Linked DNA regions of Homo sapiens: region 1 is linked to region 2. Evidence: read pairs that join two places in POLR2A ChIA-PET (ENCODE). Cell type or tissue: Panc1. All regions are shown on one strand. Each heading gives the region's core, and the rest is flanking DNA. Links, peaks and the distances in the headings are about the cores only.

Region 1 (6,981 bases), core at 83-5,082, 450 kb after region 2:
GGGCCAGGCCTTCCCATGCTAACCCCCCTTTAGCCCACTGGTGGCCTGGGAGCCAGGTGCCCAGGGCGGCTCCTCTCCTGGCCAGCACAGCTTGGGCCCCATCACCACTGGGCCCTTCCCTTCCCGCACTCCACACACACACATCCCACCCGCCACGACACCCACACACCTTGTCTTGTTAGCCAGGATCCTCATGGCTCCCACACACAGTGGGGCTACGGCCCCTGTGCGTGCCCAGGGCCCAGCCAGGTACTCGGTACTGGAGCACGGACTGCAGCAACAAGCCCCAAAGAGAAAACTCGTGACTTGGGGAGGGGGTGTCAGAGGGGGAGGGGAGAAGGGAGGACCCAACAGCCCTGGGACTAGGGAGCTGGATAGGGTGGGGTGGCACTGGAAAAAGAGGATTACGAGATGGGGTCTCGATCCTGGAGGCCAGCCCTGTCCCCATCCCTCCCGCACCTTGCCCTCAGGGGGCTTGCAGTCTCCAGCAAGCCTCCGCCCCGACGGGCGGCAGAGACAGAATTCACTAAAAGGCTAGGTAGCAAAGGTGCCGTGTGGGGCGGCTGTGAGGTCTCCCCTGGCCCCCTGAGGGATTCCTGCTCCCAGACGCGCCCCTCACCCAGGGTGGGGTACCCCTCGTGCCCCACCCCCAGAGCGCTCCAGCCGTGGAGGGGGCCCGGGGTTGGGGCCACGCCCCGCCCCGTCCCCAGCTCGAGGCCTAGCCCGTGCCCATCCCAGCAGGCCCGGGCGGGCAGCGAGAGGCCTGGCGGGGCCCCGGGGCTGCAGCTGGGCTCTTCTGGAGACCAGTAACGCTGGCTCGGATTCCTCCCCGACCGCAAGAATGCAGGAGCCTCCCCTCCCCCCGCCCTGCACCCCCACCCCGCCCCCTTCGGCAGAGCCCGGGCGGAGAGGCAGAGCGAGCGAGCGACAGCCAGCGAGGCAGCGAGCGGGAGGCGGACAGGACTGCAGCGTGCTTCTCCAGGCCCCGCGCGCGGACAGACACACGGACAAGTCCCGCCAGGGGCTGGGCGCGCGCCAGCCGGCAAGAGCTTGGCGAGCCCCGGGTGCTGCCAGCAGAGGCTCAGAGACCCACAGACACCCGAACTCTGACTCACACACACTCACAGCTCACACGTGGACAGGGAGACAAGACACGCACGGAGCCCAGGAAGCTAGAGGCGCGCCGAGGCCAGGGAAGCGCCGCCGGAGCGGGAGGCGCGGAGACAGCCTGGGGCACGCGCAGACACCGGGGCTGCCCGAGGGCTGAGTGGGAGCGCCGGACCCATTGAACAGATGAAAAGACTGAGGCCGGCCACAAGAGAGCCGAAGAAAGTTGAGCCTGGTAGTCACAAAGAAACACGCACAGGGCCATAGATACAGCAACAGACTTACACAAACACAGAGGCCTCACCCAACCGCCCCCAGCCCTGGCTCCCCCCTCGCCTCCCCTACCCGCCCTCCAGCAGCCCTCCAGCAGCCGATCCCGGTCAAAGGGGAGGAGTCTTGGGCCCAGGAGCTTCGTCCCGGTGACAGGCCCGGCCAGACACCGGTGCACACTCCTGATGCTCCCTGCGGGGCTGCTGGAGGCTGGGCGGGGACCTGGGGGTGAGGGGGCCCCACCTGCCACCCTGCGGGAGTCTAACCCCAACTTAACCCTAGGGCACATTGGCCTTCGCCACTCCAGCCGTGTCTCTGGGGAGGAAGGCTCCTGGGGGAAGGTTCCAAAGTCCAGGACCTGCCTGGGAAGCAGCCCGCCACCCCCAGCTTCTCCATCACAACCAGGGAAGAGCAGAGGCAGAGGCTGGAGTCACTGAGATACCAGGGCTCTGAGCAGGCTCCTGGCTGGCATGCATCTCAGGCTCTCCCTTCACCAGCTCGCTGATTCTCAAAAGGATCGACCCCATTTCAACGAGGAAACTGAGGTCTGGGAAAAGGAAGTGGCGTGACCTTGAGTCACATATCCAGTATGTGGCAGTGTGGGGACGGACCCTCATTCCAGACACTGCAGTGACCCCACCTCCCCACGCCAGCCATGACTGCTCCTCTGAGCCTGCATCAGATAGTTGGGCTTCCCACATTCCAGCCACAGTGCCCAGGTCCCCCATAAGGGGGGAGGGGCAGGGCAAGGGCCACTCACTACCTATGTTCACAGCCTCAAAAATTGAGAACCTGTAAGAATTTGGGAAGGGGCTATTAGAAAATCAGTCCTCTCCAGTGGCCGTTCAGGCCTAGGCTCCTCCCCAGAAGACTCTTCCAGTCACCCTCCCCTCCGGGACTCCACCCCCTCTCTCCCACCCCGCCGCAGGGCGAGCTGAGTCAAGCGTGGATGAGTCAGGACTTTCCCATCTCACACCTCCCCCCTTTGCCCCTCAAGAGTCTGCCCCAGCTCCCGAAGACCCCTCCTCCTCCACACACTCACAGTCTCCGAAGACACCTGGAAGGCCTGGTGATGGGAAGCCAAGAGGGCTGATCCCAGCCCAATGCAATTTTAAAGCACCCAGTGAAGGGGGCTTGCTAGTACCAGGCCAGGGGCCCTTGAGGTACGAGAAAGCAAAGGGATGGGGCTCTGGGAACACGTCACCGTGCCTCCCTCTTAGGGGGTTAGGTGGGGAGGGGTAGCAAGCTCACAAACAGGGAGCAGGTGCGAGTCACCTGAGTGGAAGGCCAGGCGCATACCAGGAGAATGAATCGGAGGAGCGGAAGAGGCGGCTTGACAAAGGGCCTGAGATATCCATCCGCTCCCCCACCCCGAGTGACGCGAGGGTAGGAGCTAGCAGCCTAAGGGTTGCTAAGGGTTAAAGTGGACTTGATCCTAGCTGGGGGAGGGAGCTGAGGAAGGCTCAGATGCCCAGAGCCTCCAGGTATGACACACCGGCTCTGCTCCACACACAACTACCACAGGTAGGGCAGGCGTTCACACATCCAGTGGCAACCTGCCTGCTCCTAGCTGCCCCCACGTTGGGAGCCTCTGCTTGGCTCACCAGCTGGCCCAGCAGTGTCACTGCCTAGCTCAAAACCACCCCAAAGAGGCAGTGAGGAAATGTTTTGGAGGGTTCATGCTCCTGAGCTGCCAGGGCCCCCTGTGATGACGTGAAAGCCCAGGACCCTGCTGGGGACAACAGGGCGAACGAGATCCTTGGCCTCTGGCTCAGGGAGATACAGCGCCCGAGACGACAGGGTCCCAAATCCCCTTTCTCCTGGGTGTCAGGACCCCTCAGTCCTCAGAAGCTCTCTCCACCACTCAGGTCACTTCCTCTTCCTGAGGTGGTGACTCAGCGGGCAGGGAGGTCAAGGATTCGTAGCCCAGCAGGAAATCTGCTCAAGGACCAAGGTGCTGCTCTGGGACCCTCGATGTGGGGACTTCCAGGCTTAGGGGGCCTTCCCATGGCCCTGGTTCCTAGTAGCTCTCCACACTTCCCCCGACTCTGTGCCAAAGGAGACCATGCAAATCAGCCATTTTTGCTTGGGAGGTTTTCCCTGGGAGTTTCCAGCCCCACCCCACCTGCAGCCCTAGGGTAATGTCAGACAACCCCAGCTCCACAGGACCAGGGAAACTCCTGGTCCCAGACCTTTCTAGTCTGGGATTGTTGAACAGGGTACTGGGGGGTGATCGGCGGTTTTGCCCATTCTGGCCCACTGTCCCTTCTGGAGCCTGCACAGACAAGTGGCATTGCTTGGACAGGCCTGAGGTCACCTCACTTCTCTTGGCTCCTACAGTCATTGTCAGTGTGGCCGGGCCTTGGGAAGCAATCATGGCCTGGCAGTGGGGTGCCCCCAAAGACAGCTACCCAATCCCCAGCTGCTCCCTCCCACAGGGGGAGGGGTAGAGAGGGGGTGGGGGGCACAAGGAAACAAGACAGGGCAGGAAGCCCAGGCAGGCGGCGGGCACTCTGGGCCAGGCACAAACAACCAACACAGGAAACCACAGCCCACCCCCGCCCACCCCACCCGCCCAAGGCTCTGGGAGAGAGGAGTGCCAAAAGCTTGGTACCCCAACAGAGGCAAGGGCCAGGGGTTAGCCCAGGGCAAGGGAGGAGCAAGAAGCTCTCCAGTCCTCTCTCTGCCCCAGACCCTACCTGGGGAGGGTAGAGGGAGCCAGGCTGGCAGGGATGGTGCTGCCTCTTTAAATCCACCGAAATCCTGAGCTAGGCCCAACCTAGCTCTGGTTTCACAGGAAGGAAAGGAGCTCAGGAGCCAGTAGGGCAGGCAGTGGTGGCTGGAATTAGCCCCACCGGCCCAAATATATCTGGTCTCTGCCCGCCGCCCCACTGGTACTTCCTGTCCCCTGGCACCTGCACCAGGGTGGGGGTAGGAGATGATCCAGGTGCCACTCTCTACCCTATGGAGACTCCCATCTCAGGAGGTGGTGTGGTGCTGGGTTCACATGGGTAGAAGGTAACTTCCCAAGCCTGGGTTCCCAGAACAGGCAGAGATGGGCAAGGCAGCTCCCTGTGGGCCCTCACCTGGCCTCAGTCCTCCAAGGGGTTAATCTGTCCCCTATTTAGGGGGGTAGGGGTGGCCGAGGAACCTCCTCCAAACTGCCTGGCTGCTGGGAACAATGGGGCCATTGTGGGAGGATGGAGTGCAGCAGACTGCTGGCACAGCCAAGCGCACCACGGTGGGACCTCACCCAGCGCCCGCCCGCCTGCCTGCCTGCTCTGCTCTCTCCCCAGGTACAGCCAGAGGCAGAGGCATCCTCCTGGCCCCTCACCTCCCCTGATGGCTCACACTCTTGGCAGCAGCAGCACCTGGGGGCCCCACGAGCTCTGCCCACATTGACATCCAGACTGTCATGACCCTCCAGGATGCAGGGGCACGTGGGCCAGGCCGGGAGGGGTGGGGGTGATGAGACAGGATGTATGCCTGTGACCTCTGCAGGGAGACAGAAGGCCACACGGGGTTTCTGGTGTCAGTCCTGGCACCCTCAGGCAAGAAAGGCTTAGGGGATTGTGAGAGCAGTGACAGGCAGGGTCCCCTGTCCCCAGGCCTCCTCTCCCACACCCATTCAGTAAAGCTGCTCCCAGAGGAGGTCTGGTGCCTGGTGGCCTCGCCCTCTGAGGTTGGGGCCCTGGCAGGCAGTATGATGCAGTGGAATAAGAACTGAGTTTGAGGGCCGGGCGCGGTGGCACACGCCTGTAATCCCAGCACTTTAGGAGGTCAAGGCAGGTGGATCACGAGGTCAGGAGTTCAAGACCAGCCTGGCCATGATGGTGAAACCCTGTCTCTACTACAAACACAAAAATTATCCAGACATGGTGGTGGGCGCCTGTAATCCTAGCTACTCAGGAGGCTGAGGCAGAGAATTGCTTGAACCCAGGAGGCGGAGGTTGCAGTGAGCTGAGACGCACCACTGCACTCCAGCCTGGGCAACAGAGCGAGACTGTCTCAAAAAAAAAAACCAAGTTTGTAGTCAGACAGTGTCAATCACACCCTGCCCCTTCTCATCTATGGGGCCTTGTCCTTCCCTTTATCCCTCTGAGCCTCAGCTTCCTCATCTGCAAAAGGAGAATAATTTTATAGAGTGAGGTAACAGTAGTGAAACTAACAGAATGCCTAAGACACACCAGCCCTTGACAAACCACTTCTGGCCTCAATTTCCTTATCTCTACCTCCTGCCATGGCACCCAAATATGTGGGCATTTGGTAAAGGCAGGCACTGTCCAGATATTTTCCCTGTGAGTGTCCAAGAGAACAGGGCCTGTGGGCATCATATTAGTGGTACCAAGTAAAAAGACTTGGCTCCTCCCCTGCCCTCCTCTCAGAGGTCAGCTCCCTCCGCTGGCACACTCCTGGGCATCCTGGGCTCACCGACACACTCAAATCCAGAGCATGAACCCAGAGAGGGGCTGGGTGGCTGTCCACTCTCTTAGCCTCAGGACCATGTCTCAAAAGTCCAGGAGGCAAGTGAAGGGGGATTTCCCTTCAAGAGAGCCAGCCTCCCCTCTGCCAGGTCCCCTTCTCCCTGCCTGCCCCTTGGCAGTCACCCTGTAGTACTTGGGCTGGGAGAAAGCTTAAGCCTACTCTCTTGCCATGGATCTCAAAGGAAGGGTCTGGGAGAGAAAGAACAACTGACAAGCAGTTCTGGAAAGTAGGGGGCCCAGGGAGAAAACCTGTTCTCTTCTCAACTAGACAGGGCTGTATCTCTCAGGGTGGCCCCAGAAGCCCCCAAAGGGTTAACAAGGCCCTAAAAATAACCTGCGCCCAGCAGGACCCACTGATCGGAACCCTCCAGCCATCTGTTCCCATTTTCTCGTGTTCACATTGGAACATCTGAAACCGGCCCCAGAGCCCCAGCCCGATCCCAAAAATAGCCCCAGCCTGCCCAAGGAACAGGCCCCAGGGGCTGGGCACAGGAGGCATGGCCAGTCCAGTAGCAAGGCATGGCCCAGGCAGACCCTGAGCCCTCATCCCCCAGGCCCATGGATGGGAGGTGTCCTCTCTAGATCCAGAGGAACATGATAAGCAGAGCCAGGGGCTCCAGCCCACCCCTCTTGGTACCAAGCCAGAGAGAGCACCTGCTAGCTAAGTCCAGGCCTCAGACCCAGGGGCCCTGGGATCCTAGGCACTTCTACCACATCTTAGTCCCCAGAAGATTTTACCCACCTTGTCTGCATAGCTTCCCCACCTCATTGTGGGCACCCCATCCCTGCCGCCCACTCCTGGGCTCCTCATCCAGAAGTTCCCAAGCCTCAGCCCCTCCACCATCCCACTCTCACCCCAGGGCCTATAGGAGCCCTGGCCACCTGGCCCCACTCAGCATTCTCCCTTGCCAGCACACAGGGTTAAGGCAGAACTTTTCCTAGCACTGTCCACACTCCCCCTTGCAGCTCAGGGAAGGACTCTGGAGGTGTCCCTTGGACGCTGTAGATGCTGATATTACCCCACTCCCCTTCTGGGCTTCAGGATGCCCCCTCCCTGACCATCTGTGTCCAGCAGGTGACAGACAGGCCCATCGGGGCTCCCCCACATGATCATAGGTCT
Region 2 (5,000 bases), core at 1-5,000:
TTTCCCCCCTTTGAGACAGAGTCTTGCTCTGTTACCCAGGCTGGAGTGCAGTGCACAATCTCAGCTCACTGCAACCTCTGCCTCCTGGGTTCAAGTGATTCTTGTGCATCAGCCACCCAAGAAGCTGGGATTAAAGGCATGTACCACTATGCCCACCAAATTTTTATTTTTGGTAGAGACAGGGTTTCACCATGTTGGCCAGGCTGATCTTGAACTCTGGCCTCAAGTGATCCATCCATCTCAGCCTCCCAAAGTGCTGGGATTACAGGTGTGAGCCACCATGCCAGGCCCTGATTTTTCATAAGACTAAAAATTTTGGAAACAGAAGAATGCTAAGATATAGCTGCTAAAGGGCATGTTTGAGATGCCTACCACTTAATTAAGTGCTGTGAAGTACCTAGGAGTCTCTTGCTAGAAAAGGAAGGTGAGGGTGTGAGCAAAGTCATCCTAGGCTGTATTCATCTGAGGCCAGGAGTATTGGAGCTTATTCAATAGAGGAATTCTCAAAGTAGCTCTGGAGCCTCCATCTTAGCCTGGTAGGTAAAGAACTCTAGGCGGGTGATTTTTGCTCTGACTATGGTATATTGAAAATAATTTTTTTTTTTTTGAAATGGAGTCTTGCTCCGTTGCCCAGGCTGGAGTACAGTGGCATGAGCTCTTGGCTCACTGCAACCTCTACCCGGCCCTCCCAACCCCCCGCCCCGGGTTCAAGCAATTCTCCTTCCTCAGCCTCCCGAGTAGCTAGGATTACAGGCGGGCACTACCACGCCCGGCTAATTTTTGTATTTTTGGTAGAGACAGGGTTTCACCATGTCTCTGGTCATGTCAGGATGGTCTCAAACTCCTGACCTCAAGTGATCTGCCTGCCTTGGCCTCCCAAAGTGCTGGGATTACAGGCTTGAGCCACTGCCTCAGGCCCAATTGGGAAGAATTTAAGGGAGGAACTAAAAGCTATGCATTTTAGTTGGGGATAGGGAAGAAAACATTACAGTTTATCAGTTGAAATTTTATCAGATCAGTGGTATTACTAGAAACTGTGTCACATCTAGTTACTATAGATAATTTAGGTCTTGATTGCCTAAACTCTGATTTCTAGCTCTGGAGTGCCTAGTTACAATACTGAGGAATGGAGATATACATTGCCATCCTTTGGAAGAATTTTGAAATTTGAATATTTCTCCATGAACCACATACTAATATAGAAGGAAGAATAGACTTTTTCTTTTTTCTGAGATAGGGACTTGCTCTGTCACCCAGGCTGGAGTGCAGTGGCACGATCTCAGCCCACTGCAACCTCCGTCCCCCAGGCTCAGGGATCCTCCTACCTCAGCCTCCCGAGTAGCTGGACCACAGGCATGCACCAGCACACCCAGCTATTTTTTTGTATTTTTAGTGGAGATGGGGGTCTCACCATGTTGCCCAGCCTGGTCTCAAACTCCCTGAGCTCAAGCAATCCACCTGCCTTGGCCTCACAAAATGCTGGGTTTACAGTCAGGAGACACCACACCCAGCCTTCAAGAGTTAAGCAAAATTTTTTATTCCAGAATATGAATATGAATTACACATAGTATTTTATCCTTCAGTAACATTGTTTTTTTAGAGACAGGATCTGGCTATGTTGCTCAGGCTGGAGTGCAGTGGATTCACAGGTGCAATAATAGGGGACCACAGCCTTGAACTCCTGGTCTCCAGTGATCCTTCTGTTTCAGCCTCCCAAATAGTTGGGACTACAGGCGCACACCACCATACCCAGCTATTCTTTAGTGACATTTTAATGCAACTGATTTTTAAAAGGAAGGCTGAAATTGCACACTGCCTGTCTGCCTTAGATACTTCTTGGGAGCAGGAATCATGTCTTACTCAATGTTGTATCTGGAACATATAGCCCTAGGGCAAGTGTATAAATGTTTTTTGAGTGAACAAATGAATTAAATATTGCTTTGTTTGAAAAGTTGTCTTAGTAGTACATAATTCCTTGAAACACAGAATTTCATGTATTTTTCTAATATACCTTATATTTTATACACAAACATTATGTTTAATACTTATTTAGGGTTCACTTAGGTTCTTTTGTGGGAGAAATATTCCTATTGCTTCGTCACTCACAGAAATAACTGGCCACTAAAGAATTAAAGTTTTGCCACTAAAATAAAATTTCTGAATATTAAGATATTTATGAATAACGTGAATTTAGTGGTAAAGGTATGCTTGGAAGCTCTCAAATAACTGGTTACCCCAGAGTGGAGATGCAGGGGTCAGAAAGAAATTCTACATGTTTATTATTTTTACAACTAGATTTCACTTAGGAAGTGACATTACATAGCTTAATTTGCTGTCTTAATCACTGGAAGCTAAATATGAGTTAACAGTATTTTGCAGTGCTCTACTTGGCAAGGGTGTTTTTCTATCTTTGCTGGTAAGAAAATGAAATATTGGTGATCTAGTCTCCAAGGACATCAGTGTCAGCAAGGTTTAGGTTTTGTGGCTATACTGTCTTGGAATGCTGTGCTCATCAGAGTAGGCCAAGTTGAAAGGAAAAGTGTGTGATGAATGGTTGCCTGAGCCCAGTTCCCAGGAGTCCCTAGTCATGTATAGCATGATGTCTCCTGTACCCTCTCTCTTCAGGGCTGTCCAGGCTTATGATGCCACGATGCCAAATGTGGATTTAATTGTAGCTTCTTTTGTCTTTTTTATACACATATTACTGTAGTCTTTTGATTTCTAGATAAGTTTAAATCCTTGGGAAGCCAACACTCTTACCTTGTTTCCAACCTCCAGGGATCCCATGTGCTTAAGGAGAGTGATGGAGCAAGATGAGAAGCCTGTTGCTCATGATAGTGCAGTGAAAGGAGGACTTTTTTGCAGCACCCTCTTTATTTATTTATTTATTTTTGAGACGGAGTTTTGCTTTATCACCCAGGCTGGAGTGCAGTGGCGTGAGCTTTTGGCTCAATGCAACCTCTGCCTCCCAGGTTCAAGTAATTCTCGTGCCTCAGCCTCCCGAGTAGCTGGGACTACAGGCGCGTGCCACCATAACTGGATAATTTTTGTATATTTTGTAGAGACGGGGTTTCACCATGCTGGCCAGGCTGATCTCGAACTCCTGGCCTCAGGTGACCCACCCATCTCTACCTTCCAAAGTGCTGGGATTACAGGTGTGAACCACCATGCCCGGCTGCAGCACCCTCTTGTAGCCTTCTTTCCCAGTGCTTTCTCAACTTGGCTTTACTTAGTTTTTTTGTTTTGTTTTGTTTTGTTTTGTTTTGTTTTTTAGGGCTCTTACATAGGCTTGGAAGTTCCAAGTTAGAAGACTGGAGCTCTTTAACATAACAATGACAGCTTTTGTTTTTGGCTAAGCTGTCCGGATTATTTAAACAATGGGTACTTATTTTTTAAAGCATGCTTCAAGAAATCAATCAATATTTCAAGTGCAAAGAAAGTTCTTGGGTAAAAGTATAGTTCATTTTGACTACTTATTTTTATTTATTTATTTATTTTTTGAGACAGAGTCTCGCTCTGTCGCCCAGGCTGGAGTGCAGTGGTGCGATCTCGGCTCACTGCAGGCTCCGCCTCCCGGGTTCACGCCATTCTCCTGCCTCAGCCTCCTGAGTAGCTGGGACTACAGGCGCCCGCCATCACGCCCGGCTAATTTTTTTGTATTTTTTTTAGTAGAGACAGGGTTTCACCGTGTTAGCCAGGATGGTCTCGATCTCCTGACTTTGTGATCCTCCCACGTCGGCCTCCTAAAGTCCTGGGATTACAGGCGTGAGCCACTGCACCCGGCCTGACTACTTATTTTTTATTTCCTTATTCCAAGTACAAGACCAGAAGGAAAACGAATTAATGCTTCCTGTCATTTTGGAAAGTACTTAGAAACTTTAAATATTGGCAGTTAAACTGCCTGACAGCTCAGTGGAACTCTTGTTTTGGAATACATTGCAGTTAGGATTATATAGTTACATTTTGTAAAAGTTTGAAATATATAAAAATGACTCATTAGGTTGTTAATAATGAACCTAACAGTGTGTATCTCTTACATTTATCTTTATTTTTTTTTTTTAAATAAAGATGGGGTCTTGCTATGTTGCCCAGGCTGGTCTTGCACTCCTGGGGTCAAGCAATCCTCCTACCTTGTCCTCCCAAAGTGCTGGGATTACAGGCATGAGCCACTGCACCCAGCCCATTTCTTTTAAAGATTAATAACTTTTTATTACCTGTTGAATACTTTACCTATTGATTATTATATGTATAGTTGCTTGAGCTGTCAATCATTGTAGCATTTGGAACATAAAATGCGTGTATTTAGCAATGTAGTCCCCTAGTAAGTGTTGGGAAATCCCCAGATGTCTTTGTGAAATGCATAGATTAGCAGGTTGTTCCACGAGTATAATTCAGGAAAAGAATGAATTAATCAGAAATTTGAAGGATCTGAAAATGGCCATCATGTGACTTTTACAGTAGCTAAAAGAATAGCAATTTTTGTACTTTAGACAACTTATTCAATTCCTTTAAATATTTATTGTTTTATATTGTATCTATTATGGTAGGAAAACTATTCTACAGCCAGTTTAGACACTTAGGTTCTTTGTAGCTAACTGTGTGATCTTGGGCAAGTCATTTGGCCTTTTAGAGCTTCATTTTCTTCAAACACAACAATAAGAACTACTATGTGAGGGGACTTCAAAGAAAACTCATGGAAAAATACATATTATGAAAAAACTGCAGAATTTCAAAATTTTGTATGCACCAAAATAAACTTGCACTAACTTGTCATAACATATCTGAACAGGATGTAGTTTGAGGCACTAAGAAGGATAAGACATCAGTTTGAAAAGAGCCCCTATCAGAGCAACATAAGTTCTGCTAAAATTGAAGCAAAAACAAACATAAAATTTATGGTGAAGCTGGGTGAAAGAATGGTGAAATCATTGATGCTTTACATAAAGTTTATGGGGACAATGCCCCAAATAAATAATTGGATGGCTCATTTTAAGAAGGGA

The links. ChIA-PET counts read pairs that join two places held together with the same protein. Peaks named below come from ENCODE experiments on the same cell type or tissue, not always from the same donor. Only the 100,000 strongest peaks of a DNase experiment are listed, where the experiment ranks them.
Region 1: POLR2A ChIA-PET joins it to region 2 with 10 read pairs; 2 of 35 experiments call an interaction of 5 or more read pairs at or near these places.

Annotation. Positions count from the first base shown.
Region 1 is chr11:118,909,745-118,916,725 of GRCh38, forward strand. BCL9L (BCL9 like) reads right to left here. Exons shown (of 10, transcript NM_001378213.1): 3 at 170-271. The coding sequence starts at 195. It overlaps MIR4492 (microRNA 4492), which reads left to right and starts at 964; the gene lies at 964-1,043. RefSeq lists enhancers at 1,142-1,681, 1,949-3,148, 2,224-2,765, 2,766-3,307, 3,986-4,095 and 3 more. In Panc1, for the core only: no CTCF peak of the experiment used is centred there; DNase peaks (open chromatin) are centred at 2,337 and 2,687; H3K4me3 peaks cover 3,099 bases; H3K27ac peaks cover 4,883 bases.
Region 2 is chr11:118,459,077-118,464,076 of GRCh38, forward strand. The region is part of intron 1 of KMT2A (lysine methyltransferase 2A); the gene reads left to right. Among named protein-coding and RNA genes, the nearest start is that of KMT2A, 25 kb to the left of the region's middle. In Panc1, for the core only: no CTCF peak of the experiment used is centred there; no DNase peak of the experiment used is centred there.